2 separate regions of the Mus musculus genome follow, and region 2 is linked to region 1. Evidence: chromatin loops called from intact Hi-C (ENCODE). Cell type or tissue: heart. All regions are shown on one strand. Links, peaks and the distances in the headings refer to the core of each region. The heading gives the core; the rest is flanking DNA.

Region 1 (12,344 bases), core at 2,888-10,887:
CTGCTGGTATTTTAACATCAAATATTATCGCGACTTGAACAGAATCTTTTTGTTGTTGTTTTGTTTTTTTGTTTTTGTTTTTCGAGACAGGGTTTCTCTGTGTAGCCCTGGCTGTCCTGGAACTCACTCTGTAGACCAGGCTGGCCTCGAACTCAGAAATCTGCCTGCCTCTGCCTCTGGCTCCCGAGTGCTGGGATCACAGGCGTGCGTGCGCCACCACTGCCTGTAGCAGAGTGTAGAGGGGACAGCAGAGTGTAGAGGGGACAGCAACTGTGCTTGAGGATGCTCACTGGGCGCACGAGGAGCCCACACCTCAGGGCCTCGGCTGACTGACCCTTTCCTTTCTTCCTAGTTCTCCTGTCTATCTGCTCTCTGCTCTGCGACCCCAACCCTGATGACCCACTCGTGCCAGAAATAGCCCACACTTACAAGGCCGACAGAGCGAAGTATGCGCCCTCTTAGGGTTGGCTTTGTGTGCAGCTGCCCAGGTTCCCACGGACATCTTCCTGCCCAAGCCAAGCCCATGTATGCAGTGGGTGTGTCCTGGGCTGAGCCTCCTGCCTGCCTTTATAACTAACATGTCCTTTGGCCAGAGGAGGGAGAAGGGATAAAAGTACTTTGCCCTGTTGGATAGATCACCAGCTAGCATTGCTGAATCCTAAAATCCTGGCAAGCCCTGACCTGAGGACAGCCACATCAGTGCTCAGTCAACAAAGGACTCAGAAGGATATGACAAGAAAAGTCAGGGTTAAATTAAAAGGTTTATGAAATAAATAAGAGAGTTGCTTGGACACCCCCAGATGAGCCAGTCAGGGTGGGGAGCACTGCCAAGGTTAGCTTGCTGATAAGATAGAAGTCTGAAGTGTGTAGCTGTTTGATCAGAAGACCCAGCCCTCACTGCCAGCTGTGCACACACTGGTTTCTAGACCCAGACTTGTAGGCCTCCCTCCTGTGGCCAAGCACAATGGTGCACGGAAGCTTGGCTGCTGAAGCACATGCAGGAGTCACTATCAAGTGTCGAGTCTCTGAGCAGGGGCTCAAGTGTGGTGGTCCTGCTAATGGACAGCCTAGTATGTGGCTGAATCTGGATTTTGTTGTTGAGATTTTTATGTATATGGGTGTTTTGTCTGCATGTATGTATGTACACCATGTGCTTACAAAGGCAAGAAGAGGGCATTGGATCCCCTGGAACTAGAATTACAGGTTGTGAGCTGCCATGCAGGTACTGGGAATTGAACCTGGATCCTCAAGAAGAGCAGCCTGTGCTCTTAACCACTGAACCATTTCTCCAGCCCCCAGTATTCAATCTTTTAAAGATTATCTTCAATAAGTCTTTTAGTTGATAAGGTATTTTTATCCAAAGAGATTAGTATATAGTATAGTAAGTGATTTTTTTTTCCAGATTTTTTCTTGAGGTCTTTATAAATCTGATTTCTTTAGTGGTTTCCCAGTAGCAATCAAAGTACGTTTAAACTGACTGGATTTGAAGAGTTTTTGCTTGTTTGTTTTGGTGGTGGTGGTGGTCGTGTTTGAGACAGATCCTGTCAGTGAATAGCCCTCTCTGGCCTTGACTGCCTACCTTTGCCTCTTGATGCTGGGATTATAGTGCACCACTGTGCCTGGCTTAAGCTGTATTTACTTTAACATTTAGTAGGACTGTTTTAGATAGACAGAGCTATTTTCTCAGCGTCCTCTACACATTTCTAATTTACTGTTGTAGGGCATCAGTTCCCGTAACACTATGAGGGTAAATACACATACGTACAGAGCCCTCCCTCTTACCAGGCCCTTGAGCCTTACATAGGCTTGTCCAGTCCTCCTGACAGCCCCACAAAGTAGATGGTGTCTGCATGTTCTACCACAGTTAGTTATGGAGGAGCAACAGGAACCACCTACCTACCTCATGCCTGAAGTGCTACCTTTCCATGGTGGCCTTTGTCTCACTCTCCCATCAGCCCCAGATGCCTGACAGGCAGCAGCCTCCCTCTCGTTCTCTGCTCCACACTGAAAGGATACTCATTTCAAGTGAGCTCTTGCTCTGTCTGCCTTTTTCTTCTAGGTAAAACAGACTAGCAAGAGAGTGGACACAGAAATATGCTATGTAAGTGCCTCGAAGGCTCCATGGAAGACCCTGTCCAAGAGAAGCTCGCCCCACAGAGTGACCTTCCTGTGAAGCTCTGAGCTCTTGGCTAAGGCACTCTCGGAACATCCTGTGTTCACACATGTGTTGGCACTCACCTCTGTGGCTGCAGCATGTTGGTGCCACTTTTAGCCATTGTGGCCTTGACAGTACCACACCTTTGATACTAAATCAGCAACCACTGTTATGATCTACAGTCTTCCTGGTTACACTAGAATCTGTCTGGGGAATCAAGCCATGCATGCCTCCTGTACTTGTCCTCAAATGGTGCCACTACTCACTGTGACACTCTAGAGGGGCCCAGTCTGCCCCCTGACCACCTGCCCTTTGCCTTTAGAGCACAGTGATTTCCTAGGGGCCCAGACAGAGTGGGCTCTCTTCATACTTTGTCTGCCACAGAACCATGTCCTAAGGAGTGCCACTATGTCCTGGAGGCTCCTAGAAATTGGAACAGCCTCCCCTGAAAGCCATCTTCCGCCACGTTCCTCCATAGTGCTCCATGCTGCAAACAGCAAGCGAGGAGCATTGGGGCATTTAAAGCACATAACACCCAAGGAAGAATGGGATTCTCAGACAAGGGGAGATTCGGGTTATGCTTGTGTATGTAATGAGGCTTCCTCTACCGTCTTCCCACTGGAAACTTAACGTGAAATTCAAGCATAAGCCATTCACAAACTGGAACACAAGGAAGGAATGGGACTTTAAATGGTAATAAAAATGGTCATTCCTTCAGAAGTGACAATTGACATTTAAGTTTCCTTTTTTTCTCTTAGAAGAAAATAAACATAACAGGTCCTTTTTTTTTTTTTTTTTTTTTTTAAGATTTAGTTTGGGCTGGTGAGATGGCTCAGTGGGTAAGAGCACCCGACTGCTCTTCCGAAGGTCCGGAGTTCAAATCCCAGCAACCACATGGTGGCTCATAACCATCCCTAACGAGATCTGACTCCCTCTTCTGGAGTGTCTGAAGACAGCTACAGTGTACTTACATATAATCAATAAATAAATCTTAAAAAAAAAAGATTTAGTTATTTATGTATATGAGCACACTGTAGCTATCTAGTCCCTACTTACCAGGTTCTTTAGAGATGTGATTAGTCTTTAACTACTTGGCTTCTTCTGTTGGCTTTCTGGTGAAGCACACAGCTTAAGAGTTCAAAGCTTTGAGATTAATTACCAAGGAAAACATAAGAGTGAGTGTATCTGTGAGTGTAAAAGAATTGCTTTTTTGAAAGGATTTTTATGTAGCCCGAGTAGGTCTTGAATCCTCTTGTTTTAAGTCTTCTGGCTAGGAAAGAAATTTCTAGAAAGGACTACAGAAAGGGAGGAGATCCAAAGAGTCTCCACAGAGGGTCATCGCCGTCGTCTTGTTTTTTACATGAGCTCTTACAACATAGTCCAGGCTGGCCATACCAAGAGAGAACAGGTATACCCATAACACCTTAACTTAGTCTTCTGATTTGATTTTAATGCTGGTTTATTCCCAGGGAATAGTGATTGGTGAATCAGAAAGTGGAGAGAAGAGAAAACTGCCACTAAAAGACTAGATAAGGCGTTTGAGAGCAAGGAGAAAGAAGTCCGCAGATCTAACACTTGAGAATCAGCCAAAGGAGATTGGTTTGCTTTAAAAGCACTCAGCTGGGCATGGTTATGCATACCTAGAACCTCAGTATGCAGGAGGAAGTGGAGGAAGGAGGTTCAAGGCCAGCCTCAGCCACATACGACTGTCCACAATAGAAGTTAGCCAGTGCCCGGGAGAGTACTGGTCTCAGCACTTCAGCAATGTCCTATATTTGCACACATTTAAGATGTCCTTACCACAGTCTCTTTGGGGGCTTAGTCTTTGTTCCTTGCTTCTCAGCCTATTGAGAGTTACTCTTTACATTTCTGCTTTTTAAGATTTTCTACTGAAGTGTTCTGCAAAGCTGTTACAACATGCTCCCTCCCAAGTTGCAACACCATGTGTTATGTGAAGTCATATACTTGAGCTTGGCAGCACACAGCACTTTGTAGATAATAACCTAGCCAGGAAATGGGCAGTTTCACATTAGAGGCCAGCAGAGGGGAAAGGCCTGGTCCAATATGGTATATTAGTGCTATAAGCATCCATACTTAAATCTTTCAAGCATTGTAGTTTATAACTCCACACAATCTCCAAGCCAGTCCTTGCTACTGGAGAATAAGTAGGAGGAAGAGTAAAAATTGGGCCCTCTGGTGTCCCAGTGTAAATTTTCTATAATTGACTGCATAGCTAAAATGAGCTTGTATACCAGCTAGACCATTTGCACAGTCTGTGCTCAGGCAAATCCTTTGGGTTCTCTGCCACTGAGAAGGGAGGGCCACCTACATCATGTTCCCCGGGCTCTGGTCAACCTAGGGGAAAGATTCTTGAGTCAAAAGTCTTATTTTGAAAATAAGCCATTGTGTGGGTGGTCCGTGCCACCCACATATGTATATATTATACTTCCAAGCCCAGTCCTAGGTCAGTAACTGAACAGCAAGCAGATCTGTAAAGATAACTGTGGGGTAATGTGACCTTTTTTCCCCTGGGTGGACCCTAGAGATCAGAGAGATGCATGGGGTTAAGTTGGTGGTTCTTCACGTTTGAGTCGCATATCAGATATCCTATATATCAGATATGTACAGTGCCATTCATAACAGTAGCAACATTGCAGTTATGAAGTAGCAATGAGATAATTTTAATGGATGGTGGACACAACATGAGAAACTATTAACGAGTCACAGCATTAGGAAAGTGGAGAACACTGGTTTAAGTGATCTGTGACAAATAAATGACTGTTGGGGCTGTGGGGATGGCTCAGTGGGAAAGTGCACTTTTCGCACAAGCTTGAAGACCTGAGTTCAAACACCCAGCAACTGCTTCAAGAGCTGGGTTTGGCTCTGTATATAGCATCAGTACTGTGGAGCGGCGGAGACAGGAGGATCACTGTGGTTTGCTGCCTACCAGCCTAGCTCCAGGCTCAGTAAGAGACCTGCCTCTAAGGAATAGGGTGGATAATGAAAGAGCAGGATACTTGACACTGTCCTCTGGCCTCCAACAGCACAGTAGTATGCATCTACCCTGGCCCATGTGCATATACCACACACATAATAACCTCTCTTGGAAGATTTGGGCTTGCTAGATGGAGCTGAAGTTTCTTCTTGTTTTTGTTTGTTTTCGGAACAGGGTTTCTCTGTATAGTTCTGGCTGTCCCTGGAACTCACCCTGTAGACCAGGCTGGCCTTAAACTCAGAAATCCAACTGCTTCTGCCTCCCAAATGCTGGGACTAAAGGCGTGCGCCACCACTGCCCAGCCAGAAGTTTCTTTTTTAATACTTTTTTGAGAGAGGGACTCACTTATAGCCAGTAATCCACTATGTAGACCAGGCTGGACTCAAACTCAGAGATCTATCTGCCTTTGCTTCCCAGGTTCAGGGATTGAAGTCATGTGCCACCACACCCATCTTATTTTTATATTGTGTGATTGTTTAAGTGCACCATGGCCATACCTAGTCCCAGCAGAGACTAGATGAGGGCTAGGGCTGGAGTTACAGAGGGTTGTGAGCTGCCACATAGGTGCTAGGAATCAATCCTGGATCCCCTGGAAGAGCAGTCAGTGCTCTTAACCACCAAGCCATCTCTCCAGCCCCTCCACCCCTTTTTTTGTCTTTGAGATAGGCTGGAACTCAACTATGTAGACCAGGCTTGCCTCTGCCTCCCCAGTGCTGAGATTAAATACACGAACAACACTTCCAGCCCCATTCTTGCAACATTTTAAATGTAACTTCGACCCCCACTGTTCTAGTTTCATTTCTGTTGCTGTGATAAAATGCCCTAGCTAAAAGCAGTTTAGAGAAGTAAGGGTTCGTTTTAGTTTACGACAACAGAGTATGGTCTCTCATAGGGACGTTCAGGCAACTGTCTGGAAATAGAAGTGAAGCACAAAGCAGGTTCTCTTCATTACCCCACTATCACATCAAATATTTCATTTTACTTTATTTAGAAGATCTAGGCAATGCCCAGGCCGGGCTAGAACTCAAGCTTCTGCCTCTGCCAGTTGCGCGCTAGGATCACAGGCTTGTACCTCTACGCCTAACACAGCAGATTCATGTTTTTTTCCTTTTCTTCTTTGGTTTTTCCAAACAGGGCTTCTCTGCCTAGCCCTCGCCATCCTGGAACTTGCGCTGTACACCGGGCTAGGCTGGGGTTGAAGGCGTAGCCATCATGTCCGACTATCAGATGAAATTTCCGAGGCGCCTGCGCGCATACAGCTTGCTCTTAAACAAAATACATTAACTAATGAGAGACGAACCAGCGTGAAGCTCTAAATCGAGCCCACGCCCTGCAGATGCGGACGAACGAGGACCTACGGGCAGGCCCGCCTCTCGTGGATCTTCATTCACCAGCACCCCGCCTCAACTTTACCCTCAGCCTAGCTCGCCTTCTCTCCACTTCCGCTTCCGGCCTCTTGGGCGCGGCTTCTGCACGTCAGAGGCGAGGCTTCCGGCCTCCGGGGCGGGGCTTCCGGCCGTCACTGGAGGCCGGCAGAAAGCTGAAGCTGCTGCATCGCGGGGACCGTGGGGCGTGCCATGGCGGTGAACCTGAGCCGGAACGGGCCGGCGCTGCAGGAGGCCTACGTGCGCGTAGTCACCGAGAAATCCCCGACCGACTGGTAGGCAGCAAGGCGGGGCCGGAGAGGCGCCAGAGCGGGAAGGTGGAGGTCGCGGCGTAGCCGTAGTATTGCAGGATCACCTGTCCACCTTCCTGAAGCCTAGCGAGATGCTACCCCACCCTCGCCACCGCCGTCCCCCCGGCGAGTACCCCCGGGCCTCTCCCCTGCCACCTAGTGGTCGGTCGGCTCTGCCCTGAAGATCTCTGCCTGGTTGTGCTTTCTGCTTTCCGCCAGGCTCTGCGTTTCTGGGACCTCACTGGACAAAGGGGTCCCGCGCAGTTCCCCAACTCCCTGGAAGGCGGAAACCACGTCTTCTAAACCCTGAGTTCAGGAAGAGACCTTGAAAGCGGCGTGAGCAGTGGGTTGAGGTCATGAGCTCACACAGGGCTCAGTCAAGGATGTCACAGGTCTGGGTCCCTGATTCTGGGACTGAAAATGGGATCCTGTCACCTGTTTGAGAAAAGGCTCCATCCTTCCTTCACCACCCCAGGAGCCATTACAGTACTGTGAACTAGATCTGAAGTTTCTGGAGTGGCCCTGCTGAGCCCTCTTAGGTTTCTGCTACATGCATACCAGTCTATAGTAATTCTCTTTCACTTTCCGTTTACTTAACATGCTTCCGTTAGCCAGTTTTTAGTGCTTCAGTTTCTCAGACATCTGATGAGTATGGCAGGTGGACAAATTCTGGGGAACACAAACTGGACTTTGGAGTTCTGGTGGGGCCACCACTACCCTGTGGTCAGCACTGAGGGGCGCTATACTGAGTTTGCCTGTGTTGAGTCTTCCCTGGAGACTTCCCCTATTGCAGAACTCTGGCCAATCATCTCTTCTGTTCTACTGTGTTGTCTCTCCTCTTTATCTTTTGGCCCTCTAGTCGTCTCAGAACCATCACTGTTTGGGGAATACCTCACAACCTAGCTAGCAGTGCCCTTCACCCATGCTTATAACTCTTCACTGACCTTGCTTGCTTTGCTTGCTTGCTTGCTTTTGAGACTGTGTAGCTCTGGCTGGCCTGGAACTCACTGTGTAGACCAGGTTGGCCACGATCTCACCTGTGTCTGTCTCCCGAGCACACATTGAGCCTCCTACTAGAATCATCTGCTCCACCTTGGTCTGACATTGTCCTGCCTCATCCACCCATTGTTCCTTCTGAGGGTGCAGATCTTGCTCTTTCCCCATACACTGTTCATCTGCCCCAGCAGCCATGCTACTGCCCAGCTTCCTACAGTACTGTATGCAGACGGTGCTGCCACTCCAGTTGAACGAGCCTCTGGCCTCCACCCTCACTGTCACAGCCATTTCAGTAGTCACTCAGCAAGATTTTTGTGGCAGGTCCCCACTCGCTAGCTGAGAGAATATCTGGGCCATCTTAACTTCCCTGCCCATAAATGCAGTGTCTTCCTGTTGCACTTTAGTAAAGCCCAGACTCTTACCCTGTCTGCCCTGGTTCCTGTTGCCCCTCCTGCTTACTACTCTGGCCACACCTGTTGACCACCCTTGTACCAAAGTCTTTCTCTTCCTCAAAACTGCAAGCTAGTTCCTCATCAAACAGAACCTCTGATCTTGCTGCTTCCCCTGCATGGAACATACATATACATCATCTTGATTGCTTCTTGTCCTTTATGTCTCTATGCTAGGGTTGTCTTCTCAGAGAGTCCTCCTAAATTCCTAGTACATGGGCCACATGCATGCCTTCAGAGGCCAGAAAAGACTGTGGAGTTCCCTGAGACTAAAGTGATAGTCACTTTGTCCTCTCTCCTAGTTTCATTTCTTTGTGATACAAATAAGAAACATGCTGGGAACCCTCATGGACTCTGTGTGTGTGTGTGTGTGTGTGTGTGTGTGTGTGTGTGTGTGTGTGTGTTTGTGTGTGTGTGTGTGCTTTTTCTCTTCCCTAACATGGTCAGGTAGACCCTTGTGCCTAGCTGTCATATGTTTTGATGGATGGATTAAGCCATGCAGAAAAAGAGACTGTCAAAAAGAGGTAGTCTTCAATTTGGTAGCCAAAAAAGGTCACACACACAGAGCTGGTACCGTGACACTGTAGACCAGAGCCATAGCTTTAGTTTCTCTCATCTATAATCTAGCTTCAGCCTCCTCCCTGAAGAGCCTGGCATGACCTGTGCTTATCTGGTTCCTATTACACTCTGTGTACACTGTACATTAGCATCAGGTGTAGGGAAGTTAAGCTCCATGGGTCGGACCTTTTAGGAATTGTTCATAGCTGCAGTCCAGTCAGCATACACGTACCAGGCGTTGTTCACACTGATTTAAAAGAAGAGGTGAGAGTTCTATTGAAGGTAAGAAAAAAAATCTCTGAACTGGAAATTTTATTTGGGGCGATATGTGTATTGTGCATGTGTGCGTGTTCATGTGCAGATGCACTCACAGGACACACAGGTGCAAGGCGCCAGTAGATGGAAAAAAAGCCACTGGACAACTATCCATTAGAGCCTTGGTGGCTCTGTGGTCTTCACTGGAACTCAGTGTTGTCATTGTCTACTTTCTGTTGCTATATCTGCCTGGTAAAGTGCATGTTTGCAGGAGAATCTCAAGACAGGAAGCCCTGCTGTCTACCCTCAGGCTATGAAGGCAGGGCTGATACCCACCCAGGAGTCCCCAGTGCACCTTTCTCCCTCCTGCTTCTACGTTAGGTGTTTGGATTCAGGAATATGAAGACATCTTTTGCCTTTTGAAATTTATGTGCCTGAAAGCCAGCTGAGTGTTTTATTCACTAGTGTGTAGAAAGAACACATAACCCTCCCACTTTTATCCTCCCCTAAGTATATGTTCATATGTCCTTCCCCAGTCCCAGTGGCTTTCTTTCTTTTTTTTTTGTTTTTTTTTTTTTTGTTTTGTTTTTCGAGACAAAGTTTCTCTGTGTAGCCCTGGCTGTCCTGGAACTCACTTTGTAGACCAGGCTGGCCTCAAACTCAGAAATCCACCTGCCTCTGCCTCCCAAGTGCTGGGATTAAAGGCGTGCGCCACCACTGCCTGGCTCCCAGTGGCTTTCTTATACTAAGTCCTGTGCTATCCTCAGAGTAGCTGTTGAGTAGTCTCAGTGCAGAGCAGCTTGTTCCTGCTGCGCTAGCTGCAGAGGAGGCCCAGAGCCCTGAGTCAGCACTGAGCCCACTTGTGTTTCCTTGCAGGGCTCTTTTTACCTATGAAGGCAACAGCAATGACATCCGTGTGGCTGGCACAGGAGGTGAGTATGAACCCAAACAACAGTATCATAGTGAGATGACAAAGGGAGACGTGTGACTAACTCGGGCCACCGCAGCTGATGTTCAAGCCATCACAGGCGCAGAAAGAGGACTTGGGTACACAGCCATCTCTTCCTCCAGCTCAGCTACAGTGACCCTTCCCCAGCTGAGTTTCCCTGCAGACCTTTTGCCAAGTTGGCTTCATTAAGGGCTACTCCTGATCTGAATGCAGACCAGCATCGACCAGGACCAGGGCGAGAGCCATGTCAGCCATGACACTGACGCAGGTCACATGTTTGTTAGTGAAAAACTTCTCTGGTTGGGCCGGGCAGAGCTGTTAGCTAAGAAACAGGCTGCTTTCCACTTCACAGGCAGCCCTTCTCTAGGGCATTGCACACTGAGGATGCCAGCCCTGAAGCTGGTGATGCAGGTGAAGGCCCACATATGTTCTCTGCTTCTGTCCTGCTCTGCTCTTGGGCAAGGACCTCCAAGAACCTGACCCTCATTAGGAGAGGCAGTGCTGCTGCAAGTGGTCAAGGTGAAATTCTTTGTCCGCTATAGGGATCAACTGGCAAGTCAGCCGATCGATCCAGAGATGCCTGAGCTATGAGACAGGCCTGTCTGTCAGCTGAAACCCTTGACTCTCCCCTTGCTTGAGGCTAGCATGACTGCCCGTGGGGCCTTCCTAACCCCCTCTGCTCCTAGCTCCAAGTGGATGGCCAGAGCATACTTCCTGCTCAGGCAAATGAGAGTATGGTCTCAGTTACTATTGCTGATAGAAAGGTCCCTTTCCACTATGAGCCATTCTTGCTGACACATCCTCTTTCTAGAATTGCCACCAAATGGACATTTCATGTGACGTGGTAGGTGCCTGTGAGTTGTGGGTATCAGCATTCCTAGCTTCCTGCCGGCACAAAGCAGGACTCGTTTGTTCATCAGAATGCTGACTGCCCTAGGTTCTATGGAGCCCTGTAGCTGAAATGCCTGACCTGGCTTCTGCTATGACCTGGAAGTTTAGAGAGCAAAGCCCAGGGTCAGGAAGACGCTTAGGGCAGCTCATCCTGGCCCCAGGCAGGGATGTGAGAGTTGAGCTTCATCTTTGGAATGCTCCAGAAAGGCCTGACTCTGATGGTCAAGTTTGTGACGAGGGAACATTATAGGCCTATTGTCTCAGGCCTACCTTGGTAAAATTGTCACAGAAATCTAGTGATATGCAGGCACAGTGGCATACATTTAATCTCAGCACACAGGAGACAGAGGCAGGAGGATGTCTGTTAATTTGAGGCCAGCCTGGTCTACATAGAGTGTTCCAGGACAGCCAGAAAAACCTGTCACAAAAGCATTAAAAAAAAGGAAAGAAAGAAGAAAAGGTAAATGTAGTATAAATAGCAATTTTTTATTTTTATTTTTTTTTAAATTCTCGTTCCCTTCTCAGTTTAGAGAAGTGGCTTAAAAAACAAAACCTATTATGGGTAAAAACAAAAAGTCACCTAACTTGCTGGTCAGAACTCTACTAAATCGGCTGAGTGGGGTTGATGCCCAAGAATCGGTTGTATAGTCATTTAATTATTTGCTTATTATCTGGTGGTGTGTGCTAGCCAGGCCCTTTCCCTCTGAGCTGCGTGTTCGTCCTTAGAGTGCTTCTGAGGCAGGTGGGGTGAGCCCTGATGGAGAAGTGTCCCGGGCAGCCGTGGGCAGGGGTGCAGGGTGCTCTGAGCCTTGCTGTGACTGCAGAGGGAGGCCTGGAGGAGCTGGTGGAGGGGCAGGGGTGCAGGCTGCTCTGAGCCTTCCTGTGACTCTGCAGAGGGAGGCCTGGAGGAGCTGGTGGAAGAGCTCAACAGCGGGAAGGTGATGTACGCCTTCTGCAGGGTGAAGGACCCCAACTCCGGCCTGCCCAAGTTTGTCCTCATCAACTGGGTATGTGAAGTCAGCCCCTCTGACGCCACTGGGGAAGCTCCTGGTGTGCTTTCCTTTGACCCTTGGGAACAGACACCACTCACTCAGCAGGTCAGCAGACCTGTTAGGTGTAAATGGGTGAACGAGTAGACTAGACTGTTCACCGTTGTGAACCAAGGATTGGCTTTGCTTGGAATTCACCCTCCCATTCATTTCTGCAGGATGTGGGGGAGGGGTCCGGAGTGTGTGAGAACTGTTCCCACGAGGGAAGCCAGCAACCATACTTCTCAGAGAACACCCTGAGCTCCTTGGGAAGTACAAGGACCGATCTCATCTATGTGACTTATTTGGGAGAATGGCTTTGGCTTTGGTGTGGAATGGGGACTAGAGAGTATCACTTAGGAGAAAGAGGGAACTGTTGGGTTCCTGGGAAAT
Region 2 (12,344 bases), core at 2,990-10,989, 50 kb after region 1:
CAGAACGATGCCCCTGACTGAGAGTGTTGTCTTCATGCAATGCCACAGGACAAGGACTCAATCCTGGCCAACTAGGGACAGCATATTTCTGCTGCCCAACTACCAAAAAACTTCAGTAAGCTCTCTCTTTATCACTTTATAAACACACAGGCCCAGCCTGTGCTTACAATAGACCCCAAAGAGTTACTCTAATATACAGGCTCGCCAGGTTCTTAGTTTCCTGGGAAAACCTACCACAACTGGAGCTTTTTTACTTGTGCTTCTCTTCAACACCAAAACCAAGGAAGAGTGAACAAAGATGTGGTTTCAAGAGAAACACTGGAGGCCTGGCCAGTATCTACCCCAGCAGGTTGTTCTCACATTCAAATGCCAACTGGTCCATGGAGTCCTGGACTAGCATGTTGCCAGCCTTGAGCCAACCACCTAGAGACTCTTGAATGAGACTAAGGGCAGCCCCCATAGCAGTGAAGGTTATACACACAGTCCAAACCCTTTTGTGGCTACATCTCCTAGCAGTGGCTATTACAGATGCGTGTCAAGAAGATGGAGACCAGGTGTGGCTGTGCATGCCTGTAATCCCAGGATGTAGGAGACAGACGTAAGAAGAGCTCGAATTCCAAGGCAGCCTTGAACTCTAAGCAAGACCCCGATCACAAACAAACAAAACGAAGCTGCCATGTGGATGAGAAAAAGAGCTCTCAGCCCTGCCCTTCCTGGGCATTTCTCAGCCGCTTCCCTGACTCTGAACTCACAGTGTAAAACAGTCAATAGAACCTGGCTTTCAAAATCTGGTACTAGCTGACTAAAGTGGTGACACCTTTAATCTCCAGCATTTGGGAGGCAGAGGCAGACAGATCTCTGACTTTGAGGCAAGCCTGGTCTATAGAGTGAGTCCCAGGCTACACAGAGAAACCCTGTCTTGAAAAACAAAAACAAAACAAAAATCTGAATCTAGGGCTGGAGAGATGACTGACTCAGCAATTATCATCAAGTATTATTCACGCCAAGGACCCAAGTTCAAATCCCAGCACCATGTCAGGTAGATTACAACTGCCTCTATTTCCAGGGGATCTGTCACCTGGGCCCACCTCACTCAGCACCTATGCATGCATATATGTAATTTAAAGAATGAACCTACAAAAAAAATCTGGCATTTGAATATGGCAGTGCATTCTGCTATCTCAACATTTGGGAGGTCAAAGCAGGAGGAAGGTGGCCTCAGCTACAGAATGTGGTCCAGCCCAACCTGGACCTGTGAGACACAGTCCACCAAAACCAAAACCAACCCCTGCAAGCTCTCCTCTACACTCCACAAGTGTGCCATGGTGTGCTTTCCCCCAGATAAAGAAACAAACCAGGTTTTAAAACTTAAATCTAAAAATGAGTAAAGCACTAAGAAAACAAGTCTATTATTTGTTTTTAAAAGTGGGTGGGGGGAGGGCTGGAGAGATGGCTCAGCGGTTAAGAGCACTGACTGCTCTTCCGAAGGCCCTGAGTTCAATTCCCAGCAACCACATGGTAGCTCACAACCATCCGTAATGAGATCTGACGCCCTCTTCTGGTGTGTCTGAAGACAGCTACAGTGTACTTACATATAATAAATAAATAAATCTTTTTTTTTTAAAGTGGGTGGGGGGAAAAGTGGGCGGGCATCAAACTTATAATCTCAGCACTGGAGGCAGAGGCAGGCCCCTTGCTTTTAATTGGAGGCCACTCTCAGCTTCAGTAATGAGATGTCTCAACCCCCTACCCTGAAAAGCAAGTAAGCAAACCAACAAACAAAACCTTCTAATTACTGGAATAATTTTCTGCTGGCATGGATGTTTTCTAGACTTTGGGGTGCCCGGGAAGCAGAATGGCGAGGAGACACCTCCAACATCTTCTAGTGCTGATCTCTCTTCTGCCCAGAAAACCCTCTATGGGGCTGGGGCAAGGTCACCTCAGCTCGAGCCCCATGCCTGATCTACCCAGCATGGCCACAGCCAGGCCTCTTGGCTAGAGGACTCTCTACCAAGTCCTCCCTGCCACTCTGACAGTACAGTGTCCCACAATACCACAAGCCTCACCCTCCCAGGAGGCCACACATCACTGCCACAAATCTCAGGCCACTGACCTGACAATCTCCAGCTACAAAAGGAGAGGCAGAGGTGTCTGGGCAGATAAAAGCAAGGCACCCACCCAGATGGCTTCCATATCCGGCTGGCAGAGAGTAGGCACGGGTGCAAGTGCAGCACAGATGCAGGCAGGCCCACAGCACTGACGATGATACCCGAGGCCAGGGATGGCACCATGAAGGTGACAGTAGTATGCACGTGCTCATGCGCATGTACGTGCTCTGTACGTATGGGTGCATGCAGGCCCGCGGCACTGATGATGATACCAGAGACCAGAGATGGCACCATGAAGGTGACTGTAGCATGCGCATGTACGCGCATGCACACACACAAATCCTAGTTTGCTCAGTGTGCTCTTTTTCACTTTCATTTTTATTTTGTTGATGATGGTTTTTGTCTTTTGAGACAGGGTTTCTTTTTGTAGCCCTGGCTGTCCTGGAACTCACTCTGTAGATCAGGCTGGCTTCAGAACTCACAAAGATCCGCCTGCCTCTGTACCCCCTAGTGCTGGGAATTAAAGGCCTGTTCCATCACCGCCAGGCTCAGTGAGCCCTTTAATACATTCGAGAATATTCCATAAAAAAAAATACAGAAGGTGCTGAGTGATGTAGAAATTTCCCTACGCTCAAAACAGGCCCTGTCTGCACGTCTCCATCTGGCAACCTCCTGCCTATCAGGTGTCAGTTTAGCTGCCATTCCTTAGTGACCGTCTATGACCCCAGGGCCGGGCAAAAAGGCCTTTGCTGGCTGCTTGCTCGTGTGGGTTATGCAGTGAACCCGTGTCTTGTCCCCTCCCCATCACGCACCTTCATGGTCTGGTACCTTTCTGAGCAACGGACTTGTTTCACTTCTTCACATGTTCCATGCTCCAGCAGCTCCTGGGACAGAAACAAAACAAAACTCTGAGCCCAAGGCAGAGTTCCCTCCGTACCCTGCAAAGAGAGGCTCTGTAGTGTTAGGGACCAGCAGGACTTGGAAACTGAGACTGTGCCCAGGGAGGTCACCAAAGCTTTAAGGCACAGCTGGTGTGGCAGGGATGCCAGCTATAAAGCCTTTCAGGGTCAGAGGTATGGTTCACTCATCATACACGGCCCAGGATAGACCAACGTTTCCCTTTAGAAACATGTATGTCTTCATCTGAAAGCAGCTTTTGCCACTATAGGTTCTTCAGGAAAAAGTATCCAAAAGGCTGTTTCGATGTTGGGCCCTCAAAAACCACTCCAGGATGCTTTCTGACTACCCCAAACATCCTAACGATGACGTGAATGCCTGCAGCAACCTCTACTGAGTCACTCATTCGCCCTAGGGCAGGGGAACAACCCACACACTAGGAATCTGTACTGACGGTGACTCACTGTGGCCCTCATAGCAGCTTCCTATGCACACCCATATTGTCAGACTGGGCTCTGAACCAAGTCTCCTGCTATTCCACCGGGCCCAGGACACCCCACTCGCCCCACTCACCTTGACAAGCACCTACCTGGATTACTCTAGTGGAATGTTCTCCAAAGTAGGGCAGCCCATGCAGCTGGCTCAAAGATGCAACAGGGCAGGGCAGGGACTTGAGCACCGAGGCCGCTCTGGAGAAGGAGAGAAGACGGCCCTCGTTGGCTTCGAAGCCCGCTGCCTCCGCTAGCGTCTCCAGAGCCTCCTGGGGGCGGGGGGGGGGGGGCTTGGTTATGGGATAAGGTACCTTGCCAGATAGCAACCAGCTCTACCCATGTCCCGCTCTCTGGGTGAGGATCTGCTCATAGATGCAGCTTACTGAGAGGAGAGTGTTATGGTGTGTGAGAGGTGAGGGGCGCTGACAGGCATAAGCTGGCATCGACGCTGAGACTGGGGGCTCCTTCCTGGGCTCAGCTACCTGCAAAAAAAAAGGGGGGGGCAAGGCACGGGTCATCCTGAAATGGCAGCACTGGCATGTACTCTGCCCCTAACTCTACATATGTGGGCTAGGGATGGGGGTCTCAAAAGGGAGGGAGCTTGCCTCCTGTCTTCTAGCAGCCTGGCTCCAGAGCATCCCAAGGACAGACTCAAGTTCATCCCAAGTACTCACTAAGGAAGAAACTAATTATACTAAAAGTACGTCCCAAATGGTTAGACCAGAAGGTGGGATGGCCCAGCCCCCAAGTCCCTGTTGGGGTCTCTATTGCTTTCCCAGGGCCCCCTGCAGTCTTGGGAGAGTCCTCACTCCCTACCTCCTCCTGAGGACACCAAGGACCTGCTATTATGTCATCTGTCTCAGCTCACTAGCTCACCTCCAGGTGGTGCCGGCCCTCCTCAGGGACAGGCTGCCCAGCTGCCATGCTTTCTGTAAACCAGCTAATATCTAGCAGAGCTGGCTGTGGGCAGCCTGTGGGGAGAGCATCCATGTTCTTCTGCCAGCAGATGGCCTCCTTGGCTGAGGTCCCTTCCATCACCACATGTGTCACCTTTGAGCTGGAAGGAGAATGAAACCCAGGGCCCTTGCTGTGCTGCTCCTATCCCAAGCCTTTGTTCTTGCACTGTGACAGGCCTCCATTCCTCCAGAAAGCCTTCCCAGCCCCTCCTTGATGGGAGAGCACCTCTCCATTGGTCCAACAGGTTCTTAGCTGCAGCCTCACCCACAAGCCACTTGGGCATGTTACCCGCCACCCTCTGCCTCAGGTGCCTTAGTGGCCAGGGCCAGGTGTTTCTGATCTCAATGCTAATTGCTGTTTAGAGACTTGCTTTGTAGGCCAGGCTAGCCTGGAACTCTAGTACCCTTGTACCAGGACTACAGGTTGGCATACCATTCTGCTAAGATTTTAAGACACAAGAATTTTGCCCTATTTATTCAAACCCCAGTAGGCAGACTCTTGTTGTATGTACTTGGAAAGCATCGTATTTATATTTCCTTTACACTGGGAAAATCCAATGCAGGCCACCTTGTCAGGCTGTGGTAAGAATGTAGAGCCACACGAAATCCAAATTGTTATCTCTACTCTTTTAAGTGTAGTCTTGAGCCGGGCGTGGTGGCGCACGTCTTTAATCCCAGCACTTGGAAGGCAGAGGCAGGCAAATTTCTGAGTTCGAGGCCAGCCTGGTCTACAGAGTGAGTTCCAGGACAGCCAGGGCTACACAGAGAAACCCTGTCTCGAAAAAAAACAAAACAAACAAACAAAAAGAATGTTTCATTTGTGGAGGGAGGAGTTAGTTGCAAACAAACTAGCCAGCTACACGGGCACAGGCTCCTTTAGTCTCCTCAATCTCAGTTACTCCACTGCCCTGGGCATTTTCTCTACTGGAGCTAGTTGGTGACGTCTGCAAACTCAGGACATCTTTGACCGCTGGCTCATTGGAGGGAATGCAGCTAGCAAATATTTCTCACTAACCATTCTTTCTTTTATAGCTCTTTAAGAAGCCTCTGACTCGATGGCATCCTTTCAAAAAGAGGAACTCCGGGTTGGAGACCGTACCGCAACCGCGAAGTACCGAGGCTGGCTTGGAACCCAAAGCCGCAGGTGCTGCTTGCTGTCACAGCTGCGCGCCAGCTCCCGCCCTGGGCCACAGTAAGTCCCTACCCTGGGGTGACGGGCACAATTACACCAGCTCCCGGAGGGGGATGGCATCCCACCACCATCGGGGCCTCCCGGGAGCCGCACACCTGTAAGCATCTAGGACGCGGAAGCCTTTGGACCGCGCCAGGCGGGTGAGGAAGGCCCGGCGGCTGCGGCCCATTCGCGGCTCCGCAAGGTAGATGGCCACATCCGGGAAGCGCACCACCGAGGGCGGCGTGGAAGAGGCTACCGCGCTGTGTGGGGACCCAGCTCGCACTCGCCGTCGCTTCGGAAGCATCTGGGCACCAACTCTGGAAGCACAGGAAGCCGCAGAACGAAGGAAGGCAGGGTCATGAAAGAAGGCGGAAGGAGGAGAGAGGAAGTGGTGTCTGCTCTATGCAAACGAGACGCCCTCTAGGATGCTTTTGGCTTCCCATCGGAAGCCCCAGTTCTATGCAAATAACGCCCGAGGATTCTTATTTGAACTACTCTCATAGAAAGCCCCAGTGGTTTCCCAGACCTTAGAGTAGCCTGGGCCCGTAGGCGGGGCTTCGCCTCGTACTGGGCGGGCACTTTTCTCCTCTCGGGGGCGGAGTCTCGGCCTCTCTTCCTCGCCCCCGAGGGCGGGGTCTCAGGTTATCCTGGCCATATGAGAAGTCCTGGATAACCCTCCACTGCCTCTGCTGGTGACAGAGCGCCCACGCCACTTCCCCTGGGTATGCAGAGGGGAACGGAGTTTGAGTAGTATACATGTGAGCTGGTGGAGGGTGAAAACGTTTTCCAATGTAACGAACAGCATTGGGACAGCTGGCGTTCCATTTGGAAAGTTAAGTCTGCAACCCTATAGGTTGGAACAATAATATGAACTAACCAGTACTCCCAGATCTCATGTCTCTAGCTGCATATGTAGCGGAAGATGGCTTAGTCGGCCATCATTGGGAAGAGAGGCCCCTTGGTCTTGCAAACTTTATATGCCTCAGTACAGGGGAACACCAGGGCCAAGAAGTGGGAGTGAGTGGGTAGGGGAACAGGGCGGGGGAGGGTATAGGGGACTTTCGGGATAGCATTTGAAATGTAAAGTAAGAAAACACCTAATAAAAAATTGGGGAAAAAAAAAAAAAGACTAGATCCCAGTGGAAGTGAACAGAAATGGTTTCTATGTGCCCTTTTTCCCCGATTGAAGAAAAATAATTCCAGTGGCTCTTCATCTGGAACAGCATTATTTATGGATTTTATAGATTAAACTTATTAAAATTCCTTTATAGTTACATTAGGAAGGATTTTGAGTCCTGATTGATACCCTTTGTTCAGTTATTTCACTGGATCTTTTGTCAGAAATGTTCCTATGCCCCATTATGCCATAGTCAAAAAAAAAAAAAAAAAATTGGCCCCCTTACAAACTGCTTAACATTAAGCAGATCTCAGACGGATCAGCAATCATTTAAATCCGAAAAAGAAACCAAAGCTATATTAGTGACACTCGATTTTTTTTAATTTTTAAAAATATTTATTAGATGTATTTATTTTTATTTTCTGTGTCTTCGTGTTTTACTTGCATGTGTAGCTGTACCCCACGTACATGTTTGGTGCCGTCGAGTGAGAATGTTTCAGATCCTTGGAACTTGAGTTAAGAACATTTGTGAGCCGCTGCCCCTGTGAATGCTGGGAATCTAACTCAGGTCCTCAGCAGGAACAAGTGCTCTTAACCAATAAGTCATCTCTCTAGCCCCTTAAAAAAATTTTTTTTTAATTATGTGCTTAATTGTTTTGCCTGAATGCATGCATGTACACCACGTGTATGCCTGGTGCGGGCAGAGATCTTGAACTGCAGTTAAAGATGGCTGGGAACTGAACCTGGGCTCTCTGCAAGAGCAGCAAGTGCTCTTAACTCCCAAGCTATCTCTCCAGCCCCATTGGAAGATTTTTGTGATCTAAGGAGCACAACCAACTGGAGGAAAAGAATGGCAAGTGGAACCACATGTAACTTTAAATCCTGGCCTGGCAGGGTGGCATAGCTGCACTGTCAGCACTCCAACCTGAGAAAGGAGGGACTCCATTTGAAAGTAGTTTGAGCTGGCTGTGGGTTGTGAGTACTGAGTGTCCTATATGTGTCTGTGTGCCTAAGAGAGTCCCAGAGCAGGCTAAAGGGCAGGTCTGTAATCCTCCTGTGCAAGGTGGAGAAAGGAAGGGATCTCTCCTGGAGCGCTGAGAGACCTGTTTGTGACTATCCTGGCACTGGAGGTAGCTTTTGCAGCAGAGCTAGCAGCAGGATGCATAGTTACCTGGTAGGTCCAGGACCTAGTATTGCTAAGATGTGCTTGAATGGAGTTGCCCTTCCTGGAGAGTGGTCTTCGGGTGGTAACAAAGACTCCACAGAACAAAGACTTCAGATTCCCATATGGAAATTGTCTGGGTTTCAGTCCTACAGTGGTAGTCATGTGGTGGGGAAGTGAGTCTGAGAAGGGGCAGCCCAGATGTGTGCTGCTCTCTGTCTCCAATACGAGGTGCCCTTAAGAAAAAAGGGAGGTGTGGCCTAATCTCCTGATAGAAACAATGTTGTGTATGCCTTCATACATACCAAGGAACAGGCCCAAAAAGTTCCTTAATTAAGAACAGGTGGCCTCAGGAGACAGGCCCAGCAGGGGACAGAGACCTGACATGGTGTGGGTAGTCTCCGGCTTTCCCCTTCCAGAACCCCCAGGCTGCTCTCGTGCCTCTTGGGAAATAGTGAAGTCAGACTGATTTGGGTGGTCTGTTTCAGTAGAGTTAGCTCAGGGGTTCCCATCTAAGTTTCAAGCCTTCCCCTCTCAGAGACCCCCACTTAGTCAGAGAGCCTGCTACCCCCTTTAAATGCCCTGAGGCTTGCTGTCCTCTCTTCAACTCTCCAGCCTGTGTTGGGGAAGAGTGGCCAACTCAGTGGGAAACCTTCCCAGAGCTAGACAACCCTGAGCACGCCTCTGCTGCTCATCCCACCCCTGCAGCACCTGTCTTCATTTCTGCTTCGGTGCACCTGTATGAGGCTTGTTCGAGGCCGGAGGGCTGGGAGTCAGCTCTGCTCCACACCTGCCCCTCCTGCGGCCGGCTCTTTCACCCTACAGGCCACCTGCCAGCCACACTTGGAAAGCTTGTGGCTGAATTCCTGATGCTGCCTGAAAGGGCTGCTGGAGATTGTTGGCCCCTCAGGAGTGCTGGCCTGGACTGGCAAGCTCTTTGATACATTATAGTCGTTCATCTCTGGTGTGCCTTTGAAAGTATAACATAAAAACAAAATTCTAGGCCTTTAGGCCCAGGCTTGGGAATGTGACCTCTGTGACTTAATGCTCCAAAGTATGCTAATCATAAAACAGATAGCGACATTCCTCCACCCACCCGCTTCCTGGGTTCAAAGAGTGTTCATTCAAAGAAAGTCACCCTGACCATTGCCAGTCCCCGCTATGCTAATATGCTATTGTTAGGGGCACTTAGAAACTGTCTTGAGAGATAACCTGCACAATTACCAGGTATTCCTTGTGACTCTTGTGACTTTGCACTTCCTTGGGACTCTTTACTGGTATCTTTGGTATTTTCCAACATCGCCCTCCCCACTTCCTTGAGTTGTGGTTTCTTCCTTTAAATACCCCCTTACCCAGCTACTCGGGGCACCTCGGTTCTCTACCCCTGCGTGGTATATGACCATGGGCCCGAGAGCGCTATTGAATAAAAATCCTCTTGCAGTTTGCAGCAAGACCTTTTCTTGTGAGTGATTTGGGGTGTTGCCTCTCCTGAGTCAGAACATGGGGGAGTCCTCAAGTTGTGGGTCTTTCACCTTCCCTGTGACTCTGTAACAAATTGTCACAAACTCGGCAGCTTGAACCAACAGAAACAAATTCTCCTAATTTTCAAAGCCAGAACTTAAAAAAAAAAAAAAAAAAAAGACAAACAAACAACAAACCAGGTGTCAGCAAGGCCAGGTTTCTAAAATCTGCAGTTGAGGGCCCTGTCTGCCTCCTCTGGTCAGCGGTTGCACTGGTCTAGCCTCTGCTATCGCTTTATTGGCTGCCTTCCCTCTGGGCTCTTCTGTGAGTCCTCTTCTTTCCTTAGATGATACTGGTCAAGCAATATTGCTCAAATTCAGGAGGACATCATCTCAAGGTTCTTCCCCTAATATCAGCAAAGACTCTTATTCCAAAAAAGTTCTGGGATGACAAGGAATTGGGGGGTGGGGGTAGGGGGGCTGCTTTCCAATCTGCTACCCTGGGGAATAGCCTCACCACCTCCTCTGACCTGTTAGAACTTCAAGATTTGTGTAATTTTACATAGTGAAATAGGTCTCACTATGTAGTCCAGACTGGCCTTAAACTTCCAGTACCCCAGCTTCTACACTGCTGGGATTACCGGTCTGTGCTACCATGTCTGGGTTAGATTTGGATTTTTGGCAGTTGATGTTCTAGCGCTGGGGCTGAAGCTGAGGCTTGCCAGGGCCTGCCTGGTTATGCAACAAATATAGAGGCTTTATTTGTGAGAAACAGTTGCTGCCTTTTAAGGAAGATTTTTGTCTCTCTTTCTGGACAGGCACCATGCAAGAACCCAGTGAGCAGGTGGAGGACCAGGCTGGGATCCCATTGCAATATGGGAGTGGTGGAAGTCAGAAAGCACAGGGACCCCTTTCTGCCTAGGATTTGGCCTGAGGATTGTACCAATAGGAAGTACCCTTAAAATGAAGGCTCCTTGGGTTTGTCTATCCAGTTCAGGCATAGCTGGCAGTGAGGGAGTGCCTCCAGGGCTCAGGAGAAGAGAAAGACAAGGGTGCTTGTGAAAAAGTGAAACATAAAAACATAAAAACGGGCTGGAGAGATGGCTCAGCGGTTAAGAGCACTGACTGCTCTTCCAGAGGTCCTGAGTTCAATTCCCAGCAACCACGTGGTGGCTCACAACCATCCATAACAAGATCTGATTCCCTCTTCTGGAGTGTCTGAAGACAGCTACAGTGTACTTTACATATAGTAAATAAATAAATCTTAAAAAAAAAAAACATAAAAACTAGGCCTTTAGGCCCAGGCTTGAAAATGTGATCTTTGTGACTCAATGCCCCAAGGTATGCTAATCATAAAACAGATAGTGACATTCCTCCACTCACCTGCTTCCTGGGTTCTGGGAGTGTTTGTTCAAAAAGGACCACCCTGACCATTCATGGAACCCGCTATGCAAATGTGCCTCATAGAAACTGTCCTGAGAAAATAACCTCACAATTATCAGGTATTTTCCCTTGTGACTTGTGACTTCCTTGTGACTCTTTTTTTTTTTTTTTTTTTTTTTTTCGAGACAGGGTTTCTCTTTATAGCCCTGGCTGTCCTGGAACTCACTCTGTAGACCAGGCTGGCCTCGAACTCAGAAATTCGCCTGCCTCTGCCTCCCGAGTGCTGGGATTAAAGGCGTGCGCCACCACGCCCGGCTTCCTTGTGACTCTTAACTGGTATTTTTGGTATTTTCCAACAACGTCCTCCCCACCCCTTTGAGTTGTGGTTTCTTCCTTTAAATACCCCCTTACCCAGCTACTCGAGGTGCCCCGGTCCTCTACCCCTGCGTGGTGTATGACTGTGGGCCCAAGAGTGCTCTTGAAAGAAAAGTCCTCTTGCAGTTTGCATCCAGACTGTTTCTTGTGAGTGATTTGGGGTGTCTCTCTCCTGAGTCAGAATGTGGGGGAGTCCTCATGTTGTGGGTCTTTCACTTGCAGACCCTAGCTCCATTGCAAGTTAAAAATCCAAAGATGGCTATGTGCGGTGGTTTGAATAAGAATGGCCTCCGTAGAGTCATGGGTTTGAATGCTTGGCCCACAGGAAATGGCACTTTTAGGAGGTGTGGCCTTGATGGAGTAGGTGTGGCACTGTGGGGGTGGGTTTTGAGGTCTTCTATGCTTAAGCTCCACCCAGTGTCGAATTTCAGTCTCCTGCTGCCTTCTAATCAAGAAGCCTGCCTGCACACTACCATGCTTCCCACCATGCTGATAATGGACTGAACCTCTGAAACTGTAAGCCAGTCCCAATTAAAGGTTTGCCTTTATAAGAGTTGCCTTGGTCATGGTGTTGCTTTACAGCAATAAAACTCAAACTAAGATACCAAGTGTGGTGGCAGGTACCTTTAATCCTAACACTCAGGAGGTAGAGGCAGGCCTGTCTTTTAGTTCGAGGATGAAACAGTGAGGCTCCATCCCAAACAAACAAAAATCTAAAGATGCTTTCATTCCCACTGCCACAGAAGCTAACACTATTTCATTCTTGAGTGTTCAGACCCAATGTTGTTTAATTATTTTCTCATTTACTGTGATTGTTATTGAAATAAAACACAGACACAAATAGTTAGAAAATATTTTTCTTTCTTTTTTGGGTTTTTTTTGTTGTTTTGTTTTGTTTTTGTTTTTTGAGACAGGGTTTCTCTGTATAGCCCTGGCTGTCCTGGAACTCACTTTGTAGACCAGGCTGGTCTTGAACTCAGAAATCTGCCTGTCTCTGCCTTCCAAGTGCTGGGATTAAAGGTGTGCGCCACCACCGCCCAGCGGAAAATCTTGATACCTTTCCTGGTTTCTGATCCACAGAAAGTTCTGAGAGGCTGGACAGGGAAGCAACAAGCTACCCCTGAGTAGCACCAAGCCAAGTCAAGGAAAAGGGGAGCCAGCAGTCGGGGGTTGTTGTAGAAAAATCCTAGATTCCTTGTCAGGGGCAAGGCCTGCATCAGA

The links. A loop is a pair of places that touch in the nucleus more often than their neighbours do. Peaks named below come from ENCODE experiments on the same cell type or tissue, not always from the same donor. Only the 100,000 strongest peaks of a DNase experiment are listed, where the experiment ranks them.
Region 2: it touches region 1 in a loop (5-fold over the local background); 10 of 42 quality-filtered maps call a loop at or near these places.

What each region holds. Positions count from the first base shown.
Region 1 is chr11:5,781,833-5,794,176 of GRCm38, forward strand. It overlaps Dbnl (drebrin-like), which reads left to right and starts at 6,651. Exons shown (of 13, transcript NM_001146309.1): 1 at 6,651-6,810; 2 at 9,960-10,015; 3 at 11,818-11,930. The coding sequence starts at 6,728. It overlaps Ube2d-ps (ubiquitin-conjugating enzyme E2D, pseudogene), which reads left to right. Exons shown (of 7, transcript NR_015577.1): 6 at 353-525; 7 at 2,060-2,878. In heart, for the core only: a CTCF peak has its summit at 6,979 (motif pointing left); a DNase peak (open chromatin) is centred at 6,629; H3K4me3 peaks cover 2,502 bases; H3K27ac peaks cover 2,413 bases.
Region 2 is chr11:5,831,822-5,844,165 of GRCm38, forward strand. Polm (polymerase (DNA directed), mu) reads right to left here and starts at 6,195. Exons shown (of 11, transcript NM_017401.2): 1 at 5,740-6,195; 2 at 4,373-4,553; 3 at 3,880-3,978; 4 at 3,595-3,765; 5 at 2,921-2,992. The coding sequence starts at 5,930. In heart, for the core only: CTCF peaks have their summits at 4,477 (motif pointing right) and 6,318; DNase peaks (open chromatin) are centred at 4,430 and 6,220; H3K4me3 peaks cover 1,440 bases; H3K27ac peaks cover 1,244 bases.